2 separate regions of the Homo sapiens genome follow, and region 2 is linked to region 1. Evidence: chromatin loops called from intact Hi-C (ENCODE). Cell type or tissue: heart left ventricle. All regions are shown on one strand. Each heading gives the region's core, and the rest is flanking DNA. Links, peaks and the distances in the headings are about the cores only. Region 1 holds the start of LOC107985667 (a long non-coding RNA gene). Region 2 overlaps AFF2 (ALF transcription elongation factor 2).

Region 1 (13,465 bases), core at 2,200-10,199:
CATTTACAAACCCCTTGCCCTAATTTATTGTAGTTTTGGGTGTGTTTCTGAAAGAACCTTTTGCAGGTGATTTTTATTCAGTACTCATTAACTTACAGCTTTTATGAATTCACATCTTCTACACTATTGAAAAACATAAGTTTGTATTGTGTTAAGTGCAGCATGAGTTATTATATGAATAAATCACATTAAATTTGCCATTATCGTGTGTGCAATTCTTGCTGCTGGTTTGGGACCGCTTGGTGCTGCCTTAAAATAAAAGGAGCCATTTAACAGAGCTTGATACCGTGGTACAGGTGTGCCCCCTTAAAGTATCCAACCTGTTCCTCCCCATGTGAGGGCCAAGGCAGCTGTGGTGTGGGTTTTATTAGGGAGTTGAATTCTTGAGGGTAGATGGTGAGTTGCACTTGACCATAGACACACTTTTCTGGGCAGTGGTATGTCTCTCAGCTTGCCCTGCAGTTACAGTACAGAGACTCCCCAGAAAGAAAGAGGAAGTGGGCTGACCAATTAGGTAGGCTTAGGGAAACCATATATGCAATAGCAACAAGGTAAAGGAAGCAAATTAGTGGGTTCTTGGGGTTCCAACTGGAAATTTGCCTGTTTAGTGGTCTTGGCTTAGTGTCTTCATGAGCCTTAGTTTATCTTTTTCTACCTATCCTACTGGTTTCGACTAAAAATTCGGAAGGCAGTGCTTCTTATATTGGTGAGGACATTGGAAGACATACATTTCCAAATAGATAAAGGCAGGCTGGAAGGATTGAGTAAATCTCAGCAGGTGAAGTAACTTCAATGTATTCATTTACTGGCTTGTTTATTATGTATGGTGCGAAGTTTAAAAGGCACAAACATGAGGGAGGATTGCTTGAGGCCAGAAGCTCAAGACTAGCCAGGGCAACATAACAAGACACCCATCTTTACACAAATTTTTAAAGAAATTAGCTGGGTGTGGTGGCATGGCACCTCTAGTCCCAGCTACTCGGGAGGCACAGGCAGGAGGATCACTTAAGCCTGGGAGTTCAAGACTGCAGTGAGCTCTGATCATGTCACTGCGCTCTGGCCTGAGTGACAGAGTGGGACCTTGTCTCAAACAAAGGCACAAACATGTATACAATGAAGAGTCATTTCCTCTTCCATGCTGTTCCCAGCTACCCTATTATCCTCAGAGGCAAGCATGCCTACCAGTTCTTGGAAACTGCTGAAGTTTGAAAAGGATAAATGGAGACCTAACAGGAAGGCCCCAGAACCAAGGTGCTAGTGAGGGGTGACCCAAGGGAGCAGTATTGCACATGCAACCCTTTTACATTGTGGCCAACAGCTCAGAATGGGGATGCGGTGTGATGTGGCTGCCAGGAAGTGAAAGGCATCTCAGGCTACATAAATGGATATCCAGGAGGAAGGAGGAGGTAAGCTGCTCTGCCTACGTGTCACGGTCAGCCAGCACCTGGAGAATTGTGTTTAGTTGCGAACATGGAGCTGTCATGGAAATGTGGACAAACTGGAGCCTGTTCAGAGGACAGCCCTAAGATGGGTGAGACCCAGCATATCATGTGAGGAACAGTTGAAGAAGTGTTCAAATGGGGAGAGAAAAGACTCGGGTGGGTAAAAGTAGGGGGTTGGGGGGAGAGCATGGCACTATCTTGAAATTTCTGAAGAACCATCAGAGGCAAGAGAGATTAAACACATGATATCTAGAGCCCCAAGGGAAGATCCAGCACTGGACCCTGCAAGGAGACAGATGGCCATCCAGAGGTTGAACTTTCGGCCGGGTGTGGTGGCTCATGCCTGTAATCCTAGCACTTTGGGAGGCCAAGGCGGGTGGATTGCCTGAGCTCAGGAGTTCGAGACCAGCCTGGGCAGCTTGGTGAAACCCTGTCTCTACTAAAATACAAAAAAAACCAAAAAAAATTAGCCAGGCTTGGTGGCGTGCACCTGTAGTCCCAGCTACTTGGGTGGCTGAGGCAGGAGAATTGCTTGAACCTGGGGGGTGGAGGGTGCGGTGAGCTGAGATCGTGCCACTGCACTCCAGCCTGGTGACAGAGTGAGACTCCGCCAAAAAAAAAAAAAAAAAAAATTAAAAAACAGAGGCTGAACTTTCTAACATAGCAGCTTACCATTGAAGGAGCCTGCTCCTAAGTGTGGTGAGCTGTCATCTGAGCTATGTAAGCATCACGTAGGCAAGAGGTTCTCAATAGAGAGCAGTTCTCCTCTTGGGACATTTGTCAGTGTCTAGGGTCATATTTGGTTATCACAACTGGGGAAAGGCTGCTACTAGCATCTAGTGTGTAGAGGCCAGGGATGATAGGAATCACACACAGACAGCACCCCCTCCCCCAGAACAATAAAGAACTATCTGGCCCAAATGGCAATAGTTCCAAGGCCGAGAAACTCTAACATAGGCAAACATTTGCTACAGAAAGAAAAACTACTAAAATCCCCTCTTTCTCTGAGACTTCTATGATTGGAGAATGCATGCTCAATTATTAAAATAGCATGCTGACTATATCAGGTGATTGGCCCTTTGCATATAGCCTTGAATACATTTTTAAAGATTGCAAGGAGCTTTCAAATCAAGATGATTTAATAACAAACCATTTCATGTAGTAGTAGTAGATTGGATTTCTCTTTCTTCCTGTTCAGTGGAGAGACCCTCCCATCTGAGTTTCCTCACCCATAGAAAAGATGTTAAATAGGTGATTTCTTTTAAAAAATAATATTGCATTTTTTCTCAGTTGAAAAATTATTACATATTCATCACAGAAAAATTAGAAAAATATACAAAAGCAAAGAAAATAATCTAACACCACTGTTTACTTGGCATAGTCCTTCCCCTGAATAATACATATATAAAAAAATGGTTCATACTCTATCTCCTATTGGTTTTTCTACATCCTGTTTTACAACCTGGGTGTGTGGTGGCATGGCACCTCTAGTCTGCTTTTCACACTGTGTGATTTCTAAGGGCTTCCCCAATTCCAAATTTCTGTGACACACAAATTGGAAGAATTTCCATATAAACATGTGAGGCCATTTCCTGGAGGACAAAACTAGAAACCTCTGAGTTTCCTTCCTCTCCCATGACGTCTAATAAATGTGAGTGTTTCCACAAAAGATAATACTGAGGATGCTGCTTTTCCTAGCCTTGAGTTTCATGACTCTGTTTGCTCACAGAGTGCCCTGGATAGCCCAGAAACTCTATGGAATAGAGACATCCATCACCAGGCCTTGTGGATTTTACCTCTTTGTGTATCCATGTATCCATCTGATACATGCATCCACTGATACTTTGTGTATCAGTGTATCCATCCAGGTTTCTACCTCCACCGGGTACCATTCTGAAGCCATCTCCTATCACTTGGACATGGAACCACTTCCTAACTGATCTCCTACTCTTGCTACACTGCAAACAAGTTCACACAGTTCTGAATATGATCTTTGCAAAATGCAAACCTGATTGTGTCTCTGCCTACCGCTTGTACCTCCCTGCTCTCCCTCCCTCCCAATGGCTTCCCATTACTATGTGGACAAGCAGAAAACACCTGAACCTGCCCTTTGTGTAGACCATTCATGGTTTGCCCCCTGCTGACCTGCCACACCTCCTTGTTTTAACTCCTACTCCATCTTCATGGCCAACTTAACCCTTCCTTTCCAAGGGCATTCTTCCCTGATGCCTTTGACTAGGTTGCATAGCAGCTTGCATCACACACATACCACTTCTTCATAGTCCTCAGCTTGGTTGTACTTTTTCACTGGTTTGTGTAATTATTTCATTTGTATCTGTTTCCCCAGAAAGCTCCATGGGGGTAGAGAGTGTCTATTTTTGCATCATTGCCTCCTAGTGCCCAGTACACAGTAACACCCACAACAAATGTTTGTGGAATGAATGAATACAGTGTTCATAATGGCCGCATTGTTTTCTGTCATTTCCCTAAGCTCCTATTGCTGACTCTTTAGGTTGTTTCCAGTGTCATTTCTATTACAAACTATGATGCAGAGAACATCACCATGCAGCCATCTTTGTGCACTTGTGTATTAATGTATCTCTAAAGGATAAAATTGTAGAAATAGAATTCTTGGGTCAAAAGCATGTGTAGAGGACATTTGACATGATGTTGGACACCAGCATCCTAAGTGCCTTTCTCTACTTGGGAAATTCTGCACTCAATTATTTTGAGTGGCAGGCAGGGAGAGCCCTCTTGCCACTGCAGAGGTGCAAAGTGCCAGGAGCTCATTTTCCCATGACTTCCTTGTGGCTAGACAGCAGGCATATGACTTTGACTCAACTCAGCAAGATGCTTTCCTCCTTGAGTTGGTAAAGCAGGAACCAGTGTGAATTCATCTTCCCCCAGAGGAAGGCTCTGTGGTGATGTTAACCACCAGTGTCCAGCACTGGTAGTGTCACTATGGTTACCAAACTGTTTTTGTGTGGTTATGGCAGCTTGCCTGGTCACCTTTGTCCTTACCTGTTTTTTAGGTTTGAGACTTTGGCCTTCTCTGGGATTCTATGAGCTACTCAAGCCTTTCAAAAACAAACAGACAAAAAAGAAAAAACCTTTTTTTTCTGCTTAAATTAACTAGTCAGTAAAACAACCAGGGCTCCTGATTGATGAAGTGTCTGCATTTGAAAATCTGGAAGTTAGTGCCAAATTTCCTCCAGAGAGGTAGCACAAATTCACACTCCCATCAGCAGAGTGCACAGAACCTGAGTTCCTATCTTCCCTCTAGTACTTCTTACGTTGCTTTGCAATGACCTATTTCTAAGGAAGGGGACATTTCTTATTCATTTTTCTAGACTAAGCCTCTAACCTAGGGCCTGGCAAATTTAGGCACTTACATGTTTGCTAAATGAATGAATGAAAATAATTGTCTTTAAAGAGTTTGAGAAAGACCAAAGGTACCGTAGCTTGAATCAGAGACTGGGAGTTGGAAGGACACTCATCCACCTCCTTATTTGTTTATTTTCCTTTTGCTTTTTTAGAGACAGGATCTCCCTATGTTGCCCAGGCTAGCCTCGATTTCCTGGGCTCAAGCGATTCTCCTACCTCAGCCTCCCAAGTCGCTGGGACTACAGGCATGCACCACTGCAGCTCCTTATTCTGAGGTGGGAGCTTAAAGCCCAGAGGAGGCAAGCAGCTCCACCAAGGAGACACAGCTAGCCAAGTGGAAGCAGCCTCAGATCCAAGTCCACCAAGTCTATTTTCAGCCCACCTCCAAGTCCAGTCTTCTGCAAGGACTGCTGCTTCCACAAGGTTTCTCTTCTTGGGTCTCCCGATCCAGGGAGTAGATTTCAGCTGAAATGATGTGCAAAGGAGCCACCTCAAAGCTATGAAACCGCCAGAAAATCACTTTGTGAAAGGAAGAAGGCTGGCGACCACCCGTTTGGAAAATTGCCTTTGTAGTAACTGGGGGGCACACATGTGTGTGGAAGGATCAAGCGTCAGCCTTGCTATGGCCACAGTTTTGATTTTCCTTTATTCTTTGTATTGCTTTCAAATCAAAGGGAAGCCGTAGCAGAGAACCTCTTGCCCTGAGCTACACATATGAAAATGAACAAGGTTATGGGAGTCGCGTGTTTTCAATAATGGATCGCTGGTGCCGCCCTTTCTAGGAAATGAAGCGAGGCTGTTGCTAGGTTGGCGGTAAGAGGCACTGGGCAGGGGTAGGGGGTCCTAATTCCAGTGGTTTTACCTTTCCCACTATTCATTCCAGTCCAACCAATTGATAGAATAAGAATCAATTCTGAGCAGAACAGTGTCTCATTCTATTTCAAGCCCCCCCCAACCTGCTTTTTGACATTTCTATCACCACAGCTTGATAGAGAAAAATATTCACAAAGCCGAGTCCGTTTTGAAGAGAACATCTGTAAAATTGGGTCAGCAGATACGTTACACGTTGGCGTGGAAGATGAAATAGAACCCTGTCTGGTCTGAGCTTCACAGCAACAGGGAAGGGCTTTGTTTCCACGGCGGCGCGCACTTGGATTTGTGCCTTACAGCTCTGATCCGGCCACACAGCCCAGGCCCCTGGGCAGCCACAGGGCGCCGCCGCCTTCCGCCCTGGCTTTAGGGACAAGCTGGAGCCTGGCGGTGGAGACAGCGTGTGGTTCCTCAGAGAACCACTGGAGGCCGCTGTGGCACCAAGAACGCACGAAGGGCGCCCGGCTGGCGGAGTGGGAGTCTCCAAGGAGTAATGACTGTCGCACACACTGACTGTTCTCAAATTCTAGTCCAGGATTTTAAAGACACTGTTATGAATTAACGAGAATAAAATACTCGGCAGATGAAGCTCGGGTCTCAGATCCCCTGGGGTTCTTTTCTAACTGCTTTCTCATTCCCACCCCCCCCGGAACTGGGTCTCATTTGCAATCCACGAGGCACAGGCTTTATACATGATGGAAACGTCTTCCAAAAACGACACAAATGCACAAATGTTACCCTTGCAGCCTATAGTATTCATCCCCAAATACTATTGCAAAATATTATGCTATTTTCTCTATCAAGCAGTATTGGCGGCAGGTGCCAACCACCACGTGGGCCGCAGGAATACAGCTGCTGGATAAAATGCAGGATGCCCAGTTAAATATGAATTTCAGATGAACAATAAATAATTGCTTAATATAAGTATGTCCCACGTAGTACATGGATCATATTTATACGACATAATTATTCATTGTTTATCTCAAATTCAAATTTAATTGGGAGTCCTGTGTTTTTATCCGTAAAATCTGGCCTCCCTTCACAGAAAGGGTGACTCCGGTGAGGTAGCAAGGAGGTACCCTGGTGCCCTGAGGGCACTCAGAGCTGGGAAGTGGTCAGAACTGAAGCTGAGCACAGAGTTCTATTCCAATGTGGGCGGTAATATGTGTCACATGTTCTCACAGAGAACAAATAGGCTCTTAGACCTGCCTGTTGGGAAGGGGTCTCAGAGGAAGAGATCTGTACAGTAACTGGAGGTAATGTTCCATTTTTCACTTTTTGGTTATTGCCTTCACCCTAATACCTACATAGGCACACGAGCTTCGAGTAGCATTAGTCCAAGCTTCACTGAAAGGCAGAGTTCAGTTCTATTGAGTTCAACCAAGCGCCATCATGCCCTGGTTCTGGAAGGTCGAGCACACACACACTGCGCTGATGTAGGCCTTGCCCCTGGTGTGATCACCCCAGGTCCCAGAGTGAACCTGGGTCTGCAGGTAGACTTCATAGACTACTGGGCCAGCAGTAGACTTCATTCTGGGCAGCCAGAGAAGGAAGTGGAGGGCAGCAGAGGGGGATTTTCATTGTATCATAGGTGGCACAACAAGCATTTCGGACCTGGGGCTCCTTAAGTTCCCGAGGTCCCAACATATTAATGTTCACCTCCCCCAACTCCTCACAAGGCTCTCCACTCTAGGTGGAGCTCTCCATGAGTCGGTGGTGACCTGCATCCCTGGAAATTTGTATTTTATGGCTTGGTGGATAAACAAGAGCAACTGAAGAGCCTCCAATCTCTGGCTCCCTTTTGGGGGTCTGCTTGGCAATTCAGGAAGCCCAGAAAAAAATGCCGGGGGATCTCAAGAGCAACAGCAAGGGAAGAGCCCTCGTGGCCCCAGATTGATCCTGTTCTGCCACTTGAGAGCTGGACAACATTGTGCAAGCCACTTCCCTTCTCTGGGTCTGTTTGTTCAGTGGATTGGGGAAAGTAGGTGCTCCTCTTGAGTGGGTTTTTGAGCCCTCAGTGAGCGGGTATTGAGAACATACGATGCCTGAGCAGTGTCTGGCATCTGTTCCATAAGTGTGCCTTCTCCTCTTTTTCCTTGTTCATGAGCCGTGGAGAAGGGTGTGATCCACCTGAAAGTGACCCTGATCCTGACCCTGCCATGTGGGTGACCCTGGATAAGTCTCCTTTCTGGGCTCGGGTCTTCCCATCTAGGGGCCATCCTTCCCAGCTGTCATACTCTACAGTCCTGTAAGAAGCCAGCTGTTCTGGACATAGGAGCTGTGTTCATTGTGAGCAGCAATATACATCTTATGCATTTACTTTCCTTCTTTTTGTAGACACTAGGCTTTGAAGGATCTTCCACCTCCAACCTCATACACATATATATTTCCTGACATCCTCAGGGGCAGAGAATCCCAGACTTATGTGGTACCAGGGCAGCCTGTAGCTTGACAGCCACTTCCAGGATGATGAGGACCAGGCCTGGGGAACACTTCCTGGCAGAAGGTATGCAGATGTGGGATCACCCCACAGGTTATCACCTTCAGCGGCCAGGGGAGCAGGATTTCCTCCAAAGATGCTGGGTTGTGGAAAGCACCATCTGCCTCATTCCCTGGCCATCAAGTCTTTAGACCTGCCACATCTCCCTCTGATTACCTTGCTTCATTTCCTTCATAGCATCCACCGTTTTCTGAACTTGAGTTCTGTTCTTGTTAATGGGTCATTGTACACTTCCCTGCTAGAATGTCAAGTCCAGAGAGCAAGGACCTTGTGGCATCTTACTTACCACTGTATTCTCAACACTTAGAATAGGTCCTGACAAATGTGTGAAAAATATGTATTTCATCACTTTTTAATGTTTATTTGAAAGCTCGTGAGAGAAACGGTGGCATATGAGAATGTGCCCTGAATTTGGAGTGTGAATTCTGACTCCAACCCTGACTGGCCGTGTGGCTTTGGGTAAGCGCATGAACCTCTCTGAGCCTTAATTAGTTTCCTCATGTGTAAAAGGGCATGATAGTACTATCTATCTCACTGAGTTGTTTTTAGGATATGATCAGACTATGTGAACTGTTCAGACTAAACTCAAGGTATTAGAACGGTTATACTACAGCAATATTGTCATGCATTTGGACAGCCCTTGACCTTGGGTGAGGCACTTAGGGGTTAGTGGTGATGTTGACACTAGGAATCCGGTCCCCTCATCCCTGGCCCAGACGACTTTTGATTCACAGTTAATGACCCCATCTGAGTGACCTTGGCAAACTGTCCGTACTCATGTAGAAGAAAAACCGGACTCAGATTTCCTAGTTCCCAGCATCCTTGCTTCCCCAGCTGGCCCTGAGCCACTCTTCTCACAGGATGATGGGTCAAAGGTGGGGGTGAGGGAGCAGAGGCCAAGACTTGTTTCCTAAAATGTTTCCTCTGTTGAAGGCTCCACTGTCTCTGTCATCATTTCCCACTCAACATGCAGCCCAGGCCCCTTTGGTTTTCATCCTTCTTTTGATGGGCTGCAGCTGTGTATGCTGCCGAGCTGCAGCATTCATGGGGATAGGGGTACACTTTTGCTAAGGCTAAATGCAGACCCTGTCCAAGGCTCTTTTTTCTAGGAGCTGCCCAGACCAATGTAGACAGCTTTGTCCCAGGAGACAGTGCAAAGAAACCTGACTGGGCCAGAAGTCCCTGCACCAGCTAGTTTTGCTGCTACTAACCTGCTAGGGTTTGCCATCTTTGCCAAGTTTATCTTGCCAATCCACTTTCCTAAATCAATGGCTTTAGTTAGATTCTGTAACAAGAGAAGTTGCAGCATCTGTAAGCACTTTGGCAAATATTAGAATGAGCTCGGAGCTCACGTGTGAGGACTCAGGAATAACCAGTATTGTGATTTTTTTGTTCTTTTCTTGGCCAGTTCCCCTAAAGGCCACTGGAATAAGAGACTTCAAAATAATTCACTTTACCTAAAGATGTACATTCATTCATTTGCTCATTTTCTTAATCCATCAACACAGAGTACCACCTACTCTTGGCCGTGCACACACTAGGCTGAAAGGCTTCAAAGGAGCCTGGGGCAAGATCCTCAGCTGATCAGATCTGGGCTCTAGGAGTGATACTTAATTTCAAGCTCCAGTCCCTTTGATGTGTGTGGGTTTTATTTATTTATTTTTGATGGGGCTGGGGAGGGGACCTCTATCAGGAAATGGAATAGGCTTCAATCAGCATGTAAGTATGTGTGGGGTAGGATAAGGTGGAGCAGGCTTGGAAAGCATAATTGAATTCAGTCTGGACTGGAATACAGTCCAGAAGAGGGATGGCAAGTAGATTTCTTCTTGCATGCCAAGCCCTGTTGACTGCAAAAGACTGCTGAGAGTGTATTCAGAGGATGCAACTGGGCCCAGAGGAAAAGGCCAATCCACAAAGGCTGTCATGGACCCGGGTGGGGGATCAGTAGGCAAGTGTTGGCCTGATCTTTATAGGTGGAAGCAGTGCAGGTCAAGAGATAGGGTTTCTAGTCTGAGGTTTACATCTAAGTAGTCTTGTGACCTCAGCAAGTCACCTACCTGTTCTCCGCTGTGGAATCTGAATCTTCATCTATAAGATGATGTCTTAGTTCAGCTCCCCTAGCAGCAGAGCCTGACAAGGATTCAGATACAAGTAGTTTATTTGGGAGGTTTTATTAGTCAGGATTCTCCAGAGAAACAGAACCAATAGGAAAATATATATATATATATATATATATACACACACACACACACACACACACACATATGTGTATATACACATATGTGTGTATGTAGTTGACCTTTGAACAATGATGCAGTTAGGGGCGCAGACCCTGCATATAGTCAGAAATCCATGTATAACTTTTGACTCCTCAACAACTTAATTACCAATAGCCTACTGTTGACTGGAAGGTTTATGGTTAACATTAACAGTCAATTAACACATACTTTATAGGTTGTATATATATTATATACTGTATTCTTACAACAAAGTAAGCTAGAGAAAAGAAAATGTTATTAAGGAAATCATATGGATGATAAAATTAATTTACTATTCATTAAGTGGAAGTGGATTGTCATAAAGATTTTCATCCTTATTGTCTTCATGTTGAGTAGGCTGAGAAGGAGGAGGAAGATGAGGAGTTGATTTTGCTGTCTCAGGGGTAAAAGAGGTAGAAAAGGTGGAGGAGGTGGAAAGGGAGGCAGGCACACTTGGTGTAAATTTTATTGGTGTCAATTTATCCTTATATAAGTGGACCTGTGCACTCGAAACCCATGTTATTCAAGGGTAAACCCATATATAGATGCACACACAAACATACACACCACATGGTATATACACAACTATATATATACACACACATACACACACATACGTATATGTGTGTATATATGTGTGTGTGTGTAGATATGTATATGTATATATATGCGTGTATATGTGAGAGAGAGAGAGAGTGAGATTTATTTTAAGGAATTAACTTACGCAAGGCCTTGGGGGCTGGAAAGTCAAAAATCTGAAGTGCAGGTCAGCTGGAAACCCAGAGAAGAAATGATGTTGCAGCTCAAGTCCAAAGGCAGCTAGGAGGCAGAATTCCTACTTTCTTGGGGGACCTCAGTCTTTTTCTCTTAAGGCCTTCGACTGATTGGATGAGGCTCACCCACATTATGGAGGGGAATCTGCTTTATTCAAGGAAAGCCTACTGATTTAAATGTTAATTGCATTCAAAATAAACTTTCACAGCAACATCTAGACTGGTGTTTGACCAAAAGCATCTATACTGTTGTTTGCCTAGCCAAGTTGAAACATAAAAACAACCCTTACAGAGGTGACCTCAGGAAACATTGGTAGAAGGCGAAGAAGTGATAAAGGGAAGGGAAAGTAGACAATAAAGGGTGTGTTGTCAAGTGAGTTACTACTGTGGACAACTAGAGCTGAATCCTTGTGGAGACCTCTGGGTACCTGATACAGTTTGGCTGTTTCTCCACCCAAATCTCATCTTGAATTGCAATTCCCACAGTTCCCCACCACAAATCTCATCTTGAATTGTAATTCCCACATGTCACGGGAGGAACCCAGTGGGAGGTGATTGAATTACTGGGGAGGGTCTTTCCTGCACTGTTCTCATGATAGTGAATGAGTCTCATGAGATCTGATGGTTTTAAAAAGGGGGGTTTCCCTGCACAAGCTCTCTTTTCTTCTCTTGTCTGCCATCATGTGAGACATGCCTTTCACCTTCTGCCATGATTGTGAGACCTCCCCAGCCACATGGAACTGTAAGTCCAATAAACCTCTTTCTTTTGTAAGTTGTCCAGTCTTGGTTGTGTCTTTATCAGCAGCATGAAAATGGACGAATACAGTACCAGAGTAGAATACATCCCTCAGAGTCACCCTGCCCACAGTAGGAAAGAATTGGGCCATTAATATACTAATTTCCATCAGTCAATGTTCCAGAGCTGCTTACAGTGTGGAGGTCAATTCCTCATCCTACAGGGATGCTATGTGGGCAGGTGAAGCTGACACTAGTGGTCAGAGACAGTGTCTAGGCAGAGACTCACATACTGACAGTCAGAAATTGGGCCAATATATATGGAAATGGCAAGGGCTAAGGGACATGGGTGGGACACAGAAAGTGTCTACAAAATAGAGAAAAACATGCATTCTCAAACTTTATTATTTCATTTCTAATGGTAAGATGAGAAAAATAGACATGAAAATACAATACTGGAATTTTAGTTTTTATAAATGAGATATTAACCATTTAAATAAAAAAGACTATTTCAAAAGCTATAATTTCAAATTAACATAAATACCCTAATTCATGAATATTCCATTTAATCAAGATTTTGCTGACAAATGCCATGTGAGGCTAATTTCTATTCATCTTTCCAATCTTAGTGAGGATGTCATATTTTCCAGGAAGCTTTCTCTGTCACCTCTAGCTATGTCAGGTTCTATGTTATACACTCTCAAAGCCCCATGTTCTTTTATTTTCCTTCAGAACGTTTCCCAGCTCCCTGAAGGAAAGGACCATATATTTCTTGTTTATTAATAATTCCCCAACATCTAGCAGAGTACCTAGAACATGTAGAACACCTAGTAGGTGCTCAATAAATATTTGATTAAAAAATTAAAGAGATATGGCAGAAAACCTTTCTTGAAATCCATAATGAATTACTGAATACTGTAAACTAAATTCATACTATGACTCATACTACATTGAGAAAGTATCTTTAGGAACCTAAGTGCCTTAATGAAGAGAAAAGAATGATTTTTTATCAATATGGCAATTATTCATAAGTAAATAGGTGCTTTTAAAGCACTTGAGGAAAAGTACTTTCTTAAGTAGATTGTCTGACCCCTGAAATTATGTTTACACTACTAATTTCAGTGGGAAACTCTTTCATCATAGTCTATTAGTCGGTATCAGTTACATTATGCTGTGGTAACAAACAACCCCACACATCTTAGTGGTGTAACATGACAAAGTTCTACTTCTTATTCACATGATTTCTCCAAAGCAGATCAGCAGGGGGCTTCATTCCTCACACTCATTCAGGAATTCAGGCTGGTAGAGGCCCTCTTGTCAAAATTTGCTTTCACAATCACCATGGTGGGAACAAGGAACATGGAGAATTATGTGCTGCCTTTTCAATTTTCTGGCAGAGAGTGACATGGTCATGCGGTTATCCATACTTAACTTCTGGAGATCAGGTTCCCAGAAGGAGTACCAGAAATATTTAGTGAATAGCCTTAATGGCATAGACTCCAA
Region 2 (8,000 bases), core at 1-8,000, 940 kb after region 1:
AGATGTGTGAGTAGGGTGGACAGATTTAGTCAATGAAAACACAGGACGCCCAGTTAAATTTGAATTTCAGACACATAGTGAATGATTAGCTAATATAAGTATGCCTCATGCAATATTTGGGCCATACTAATACCAAAAAAAACTGTTTTGTAAGGAATGAAAAGAATAAAGGTAGATCGCATTATAGAGGGCTTCTAAATGTCAGCCTCAAGAGTTTGGATTTAATTTTTAATAATCATAATAATCACATCATAATAACCACAATGATGGTGGTAGCAGCTCTCATATTGAGTGACTATTATTCGCCAAGTCCTTGTGTAAATTACCTCACAGTCAAGTACCCTATGACTTAGGTGCTATGATTTCCTCCATTTTCCAAATGATGAAATTGAGGCATGGAGAATTTAAGTAACTTTACCCAGGCCACATGATGAGTAAGGAGAAGAGTTAGCATTCAAATCCATGTCTCTCTGACCACAAAGCCACACCTTTTATCATTTCCTTATACGACAGCTCAGGGTGTCATTTGAGGAGCCATCCTATTCTATTGAGCAAGCAGGTAACAAGATTGGATATGTGATTTAGAAATGAAACAAAACTACATGGACAAATGTGGGATACTCAGGACAATTCAATAAAGTTTTGAGGATCAAAACTTCTGGAAGGAAGATAATGAATACAAAAAGAAATAAAGCTTAGTCAGACATCTTCTATTACTTGCAAAATAAGAATAGTGGTTTTTCTTTCTGTCATCATTAATACAATGTATCCCAGTAGTAACATCTAACCTTTATTAAGAGTCTTTTTTTGTGCCAGACATTACTTTATTCAACCTTTACAACAACCTTATGAGGTGGATAGTGTTATTTTCACGATTTCACAGCTGTGGGAATTGGGGCCTACAAAACTATGTGACATGTCCATGGTTGCATAGCTCAACATGGATAGTTCTGGAATTCAAATGCAGACTATGCAGTGCCACAGTTTGAGCCAAAATAAACATGTGATGCCAACTTTTAAATGCCTTGCTCTATTAACTAAGTCTGAATTCTTGTCATTTTTACATCCTTTTCATATTCCAAAGAACTTTCACCTATGTGTATCATTTGATCTTCATGGTAGTCACAGATGAGGACACTCAGGCACAGAGTTTGACAGCTTGCCGAGAGCCATGAAGCTGGTCCTAGGCAGGGGTCTTCAGACTTGTGGCTAAGTGCTGGGCCACTGTTGCATCCAATCACCCTATCTGAGAAAAGCAGCAAGGCTTTCACTCACATCCCTATGTACAGCTTCCATTGTTTTGCTATAGGTAGAATTCTATTTGAATCATTTGGTTCTAAGTGACCTAGTGAGTTAGAGTGAATTAGATTTTCCAAGCACAGACCTTGCTTTAAAACTTCATTTTTCCTCAATAGATTTGCCAGGGAAATAGGATGTCTGGCAAAAGTGGCAATGGGAATTACATTGAAGTATGGTTTTTAAAAGAAAACGAGAGGACTTAGTGAGCTGTATTTGAAATACAGTCCATTAAGAGATTTAACATTTATTATTAAGATATTAAGTAATAAATATTGAATTTAATGATTCACTCTTCAAAATTTTCAGAATGCTGATATATTTTAAGTCAAAGCAAATGAAAATTGAGTTGGAGACTATGAAAGACAAATTTATGAAGCCAGTAAAACCAATTTCTAGATTTGCCTTATTAAAGTTCTTATTAGAATAATGGCATAAATATGACCCTGGCAGAAATTTCATAACATATTCTCTTTATTTTGGTTCAATTTTCAGGAAGATCACTTGTCATCAATCTAGATTCTCCAAATCCACCGCCGATTAGAGAAACTAACATAAAACAAATTATCGGGCCAGGTGCAGTGGCTCATGCCTGTAATCCCAGCACTTTGGGAGGCCGATGCAGGCGGATCACGAGGTCAGGAGATCAAGACCATCCTGGCTAACACGGTGCAACCCCATCTCTACTAAAAATACAAAAAATTAGCCGGGCTTGGTGGTGGGTGCCTGTAGTCCCAGCTACTCGGGAGGCTGAGGCAGGAGAATGTCGTGAACCCGGGAGTCACAGCTTGCATTAAGCCAAGGTCGCACCACTGCACTCCAGCCTGGGCAACAGAGCAAGACTCCGTCTCAAAAAAAAAAATAATAATCAAAGGTTAACACAATCTACTAATCACCTGGATACCATATTTCAACCTTAAAGCCATTACTATATTTGTGAATCATAATTTATGCACGCTTTAACACAACACTTTTTGGTGAAAGGAAAGATTTGTTTTCCTTTCATAATTATTGCATCAATGTGCATAACCTTTACATTTGCAAAAGCCACTCTGAATCCCAGAGACAGAAGATAATTGACCTTGAGTTCTGTTCAGTGGTGATAGAGCGTGACTGCAAATTCCTGGTTTCCACATAATGGATTGAGATGATCTCTTCCAGAATTAGCCTTCTATGAAACATCACTAAAAATTGGCTAAGCTGCTCCCAAGATGCCAACACTTCATAACTTAGCTAATTAATGTTTGATAAAGTATGAAGACACTGTTTGACCGACTGTTAAATACATACACACACACACACACATACACACACATCCAGGCTCACAATTTGGTTACAATATTTGTTTATGTCTAAGTAATTTGGATAGAATCATTGTGCACCATGGCAAAAGTATACACAATTAGTTTGAACAAATCAGGGCTGAATTTCTCATCCATATACTGTGGAAGCAGCTCAAATTATAATTACTTCCCAATATCCTGCTTAAAACACTGAATGTGATGCCTTGACTTCTTGCTAAATGCTACTTCTTTCAATTGTTCTTTAACTACATCTCTCCAAGTGATTTCCTTTATCTTATTTGTCTGTTTCTAAAATAACTTTCTTAAAGAATGCCTATTTTCATGGACAGAAACTGTTTTTTCTGAATGAACTGTCATAAAGTCATTCCTTGACCATTCTTCCTGTGTTTGTGTGTTTTGGTTGTGGTGCATATGGTTAAATAAATCTTACTGAAATGCACAATAGTGTCATCTACAACCAATTACCATCAGCAATTGCTTTGTAAACACTCAACAATAAAACAATTTGTTTTAGTGAATGGAGTCTGTGTCAGTCCAACATTAAGTTAAAAAATGGCATGGAATCCACCTCAACTACAGTAATACTTAATTGCTACTCAATTTGCATAATTTATACAAATTAATGTAGACTCAATAATTAGCATTTTCATATGGTTTATTGGAATCTAAAAGGCATAACAGTACGGTCTGTTAGCAATCTGAACATGTTTAAACAATATGTTTTGTGAGTCACTGGCATCTTAAGTTAGCCTTGCACAAAATGGGAATCAAGAAAACATACAAATATCAATTTGTATGTTCTGTCTTAGTAGGGCTTACTAAATCTAGATTTCAGTGATGTACTTTTGGTGATGATGATGAACTGATTAAAAACCCCCATTAAAGAATGTTAACAACACTTGAACAAATAAGACAGGAAGGAGCTAGTTCAATATTTTGCTTTTTTTTTAAAAAAAAGATAATTAATCTTCTATCAATACTTATTCTTCTCATATGTATATACAAATATTCTAAAATAAACAAATACATAAAAATAAAAGCTGAGGAAATCCAGCTGACTTGTGTAGCTGTTAAAATAGTCAAATATCTGATTCCTGGTAATAAAAATACAAATACTTCCAACTTAACATATAGACAGATAGATGCTGTATACATTTACAAACATAAATTCAATATTTGGGAAAACGTTAACCCCTTAACCATCTTCCACATTTGTATGCTGCTTAATAGTCTACAAACGTTTTCACCTACACTATGCCCTAGGGCCTCACAACAACCCCATTACACAGATGAAGACACTGAGGCTCAGAGAGGTCCCATGCTCCTCCTTCTACTTCATGCATTACCTATAATAAATAGTCATGCACAAATGAATGCATATTTGAATTCCTCTTGCCTCAGTAGAACTCGGGGCAACTTTCCTGAAGATGAAATCTCGTGTTCCATAATGCTGAATGTTTTCCTACTGTATCTTCTATGAAATGATGATAAACAAGCCACATTTTTCCAACCTGCCCTTTACCTTGTACCTAAAATAAATATTCAGAATTCTGGAACATGGGATTTCATTTTATTTGGATCAGTACTAAATTTCATTGCCTTCTTTTGTGAAGGCGAATATTCAGTCCTCCTGGCAAATACAGTGCTTTGTGAAGACTGTGTCAGATGGGGGATGGGGAAGACTTGTGTTTGCCTCTACCTCATCATCCCAAGATGCATTTGAATGTTATGTTCATACTTTTACCATATATTTTTTGCTTTCATTTTTCTGATATATTTTAATAAAGTCCATTTTAATAAACAGAAGTTATATTTTTCTTAATGAACAATTCACTGGCCATTTTTCCTGTCTGTATGCCTAAAAAAGAGAAAAAGCCAGGGCAAAGTTAATGTCTGTTTTCCATTTTTTCCTCATCATTGGTCCCACAGCACTCAGCTGAACACCTGGCAGAGCCACCCAAACATGTGCTAAATGTAAATGATTAAACAGACAAAAACAGGATGGTCTTAAGCTTTCAATTCTCTCTCAAGAATAGTCAGGGTACCATACCTATAGGATATACTTGTTGTAGTCCAACTTATTTTATATAATTTCCAATATTCTCATTTCCTAAGTATAACACTATTTTTTCCCTAAATTCCAAGCTTCCCAATCTTAAAAAATTCGAGAATGAAACATATTTTGTGTTAGTCCTCAGCACCTGCTGGTGATGTGGGGAATTGCAGCTTAACTATATAAGACATTGCAAGCAAGAAAAAAAAAAGGAGCAAATTTACAAGAATTGCCACCAGACTTAGGAAATCTCAACGCATAGAATTAATTCATATCAAAAGAGGAAGGCATGGGATGGGAATGAAAGACTGGAGTTATGAACAGTCTGCAAAAATCACCCCAAGGCAACACTTGCCAAGTCACCTAACTTGGAAAATGTTTTAATTCAACCAAATGGAAGATTCCTGGACATTTTCATGATGTGATAACAATTTTAAATAGTAGTGACACTGACATTTTTTAGCACTTATGTGCCAGGCATAATATTATATAATATTAACAATAGCTACCATATATTGAGTATCTGCTCTTCAATGGAAAAGGCTGGCAAATCTGCCCACAGATGACCTGAGAATGACAATAATGATAACAGTAGCGATATAACATTTCTTGGGTGCTCAATATGAGTCAGACACCATCCTGGATAATTGACACACATGAAGTCATCTAATGCTCCTGACTTCCCCATGAAGTAGGCACAGGTATTGCCACATGCCAGGCACTCTTCTCAGCCCCTTCACATATTAACCTGTCTGATAAGCACAACCACCCTTTTTTACAGATAAGGAAACCAGGGCACCAAGAGGGGAAGGGACTTGCCCAAAGTCGCAGGATTACATGGTTAAGCTAAGATTCAAATGGGCAACAGGGCACCTCCAGAAACTCCTGACTACCCACTTGCTGCTTATCATTTTAGCCATTCCAAGAGAGCCACTTATGTCACTTCATTCCCAACAACAGAGGAAAACCATTTCCAATTTTGTTTTAATAATCGTTACAACCATCTGGTGATACTTAGTAAAATATGGGTGGGTTTTCCAGAAGCCTCATTCTTTGGTTTGGAAAGCTGGTGATGAGGGTGCTAGAAGCCTCAAAGCAGGTTGCCATGTGGTGGGAGTACTCCTACCCTCAGAATAATTTATTTACTCCTTGAACCTCATCGGAGAATCTGCGCACATCAGAAGGTTTTTGCTAAAATATCATGTTGCATCAGAAACCATTGGACAAACACGCATCCAATTTATCACTTTCTCAAGCTTAGTTTTGATATGTTAACAACCATCATTTAAACAAACAAATGACTAGGTTGACAACAGAAATGTCAACACAAGCACAATCTACTCATTTACTGATTAGCCAGTTGCTGTAGCTGTGTTGACCTATACTTTGTTTTTGTACATAAAGGCCCCATTGCATAGGAACAAAAAAGGTGCCTGATAGATGCTCTCAGTGTTCCTTTAATGATAACACACTGCCTCATGTCATCATGGGTGAAGAAAAACTTCAATGGAATGGGAAGGGTCATGGGGTCATGCATGGCAGTCCACTCCCTCAACCTACCAAAGCCAGCACTGGGCTACCACAGATTTTCTCATTAACTAAGGAGGCAGACAAAATGTCCTGGACATCACACTGGTGTGCACCTCCATTAGCACCCTTGGAGTAGAAAACAGATGGGCTTATTTTTACTGGCTTGTTTATAAATCTTTATGATTGATGATATTTCAGATCTGGAATCTGGGACAAAATTTGTATCAATATAACTTAAGTTATGATTATCAACTTTATGAGCACAGTAGGAAAACAGAAGATGTTTCTTAAGGAAAATCTTTAAAATAACTTATCCGCATTAAATCAAAATTTTTACTTTAATGACCTGAAAGAAATTTGTATGAATGTTCTCAGATAACTACAGAAAAGCCCTTTATTAAAAAAAAATAGGGACCACTTATACTCAACATGGTGAAGTTGAAGCAAATTCCATACCCAGATGTGTAATTTTCTGAATGAAAATAACATTCATATGGCTTTTTGAATACATTGGTTTAAGTGAGTTGAGAACGGATTGTTTCTTTTAGAAATATTTATTATTTTAAAGTATTATAGTGCTTATGAAAAAAATTAATGAACTGAAATGAATCCAAAATGTGAACTGGAGTGAATCCAAAATGTAAATGGGAAGGCACTTCTCTCCCTAGTTCCAGAAGCTTTCCTGAGCCAGATGATTGCCATAACATCATGCCTAGCCCCAATTTCCACTCTGCCTTTCAAGAGACCATGTTACCAGGAGTTTGTCAAAGGTCTAAGGCTGAACACCAGGAACGCCATGAGAATTTCTATAACATATATGTGCACTTCACAACTGAAGACATATCAACACAGAAAAAAATTCCTTTAACAAGAGTAGGAAGTGATGACTGATTTTACAAAAGAATTGATCTCAGTTTCCCTTTAAATGAGAAGCTCACCTCGAGAAGTTAAAATAATATATAATTGACTAGTGTGCTAAAGTTTTCCCAAAGTAGAAAAATATCTAAAAGGTGAGGTACAGCTGTAAGGGCAAATCAAATACCAAATTAACAAATTAACAAATCCCTCAAGTTTTATTGGCTCTCTTGTTCTTTCTTTTCCAGAGGTAAATTTAAAAAGTAAAGTGAATTACAGTAGTCTTTGCTCTTCTCCTAGCACAGATTGTTACTTGCCTTAGGCTACTCTAAGCATATGAAAACAGTTGAAATCTGCAATTACAGGACACTACCTATGGTTAGCAGCGCATCACTTTCTTGGGTCAGCTAAAGGCAAATGGTCATTGGAGAGCTGCTAAAAAGAGTCAAGGAAAGGATAATGTGTATACTGTCCTTCAAATGGTTTTCTGATGTCAGGAGAAGAAAGAAATCAACAGGAGAAATGGGATACAGAGGTACAGAGGCAGGCTCATCTGAGCCAGTACTAGAGTTAGGGCAAGCAAACAAGATGGTTTCAGGTGACTTAGAAGGGACCCAATTACTGGTCCAGGAAATGACAAAGGTCAATGCATAGAATGAGGATGAGGTGGCGGGGGAACATTTCTCATTTGTTTTTTTGAAACATTTTTATTTTGAAAAAAAATTCAGACTTCCAGAAAAGCTGTAAGAACATTAAAATAGCCTATATATCTTTCACGTAGTGTTAATTGGCAGTCATGATAGCCCCCTACCTGTAAACCCAACATTGTGTATCGCCTAAAAAAAGAACATTCTCCTACATAACCACAATATGATTATCAAAATCAGGAAATTGATGTTGATATTCTACTGTTATCTAACCTACAAACTTTATTTAGATTTCACCAACTGTCTCAATAATAT

Evidence for each region. A loop is a pair of places that touch in the nucleus more often than their neighbours do. Peaks named below come from ENCODE experiments on the same cell type or tissue, not always from the same donor. Only the 100,000 strongest peaks of a DNase experiment are listed, where the experiment ranks them.
Region 2: it touches region 1 in a loop (8-fold over the local background); 4 of 110 quality-filtered maps call a loop at or near these places.

What each region holds. Positions count from the first base shown.
Region 1 is chrX:149,463,723-149,477,187 of GRCh38, reverse strand. It overlaps LOC107985667 (a long non-coding RNA gene), which reads left to right and starts at 5,051. Exons shown (of 2, transcript XR_001755972.2): 1 at 5,051-5,639; 2 at 5,811-6,284. IDS (iduronate 2-sulfatase) reads left to right here. Exons shown (of 9, transcript NM_000202.8): 9 at 1-200. RefSeq lists a silencer at 5,936-6,230. In heart left ventricle, for the core only: a CTCF peak has its summit at 6,112; DNase peaks (open chromatin) are centred at 6,097 and 9,057.
Region 2 is chrX:148,527,458-148,535,457 of GRCh38, reverse strand. The region is part of intron 1 of AFF2 (ALF transcription elongation factor 2); the gene reads right to left. Among named protein-coding and RNA genes, the nearest start is that of AFF2, 31 kb to the right of the region's middle. In heart left ventricle, for the core only: a CTCF peak has its summit at 4,777; no DNase peak of the experiment used is centred there.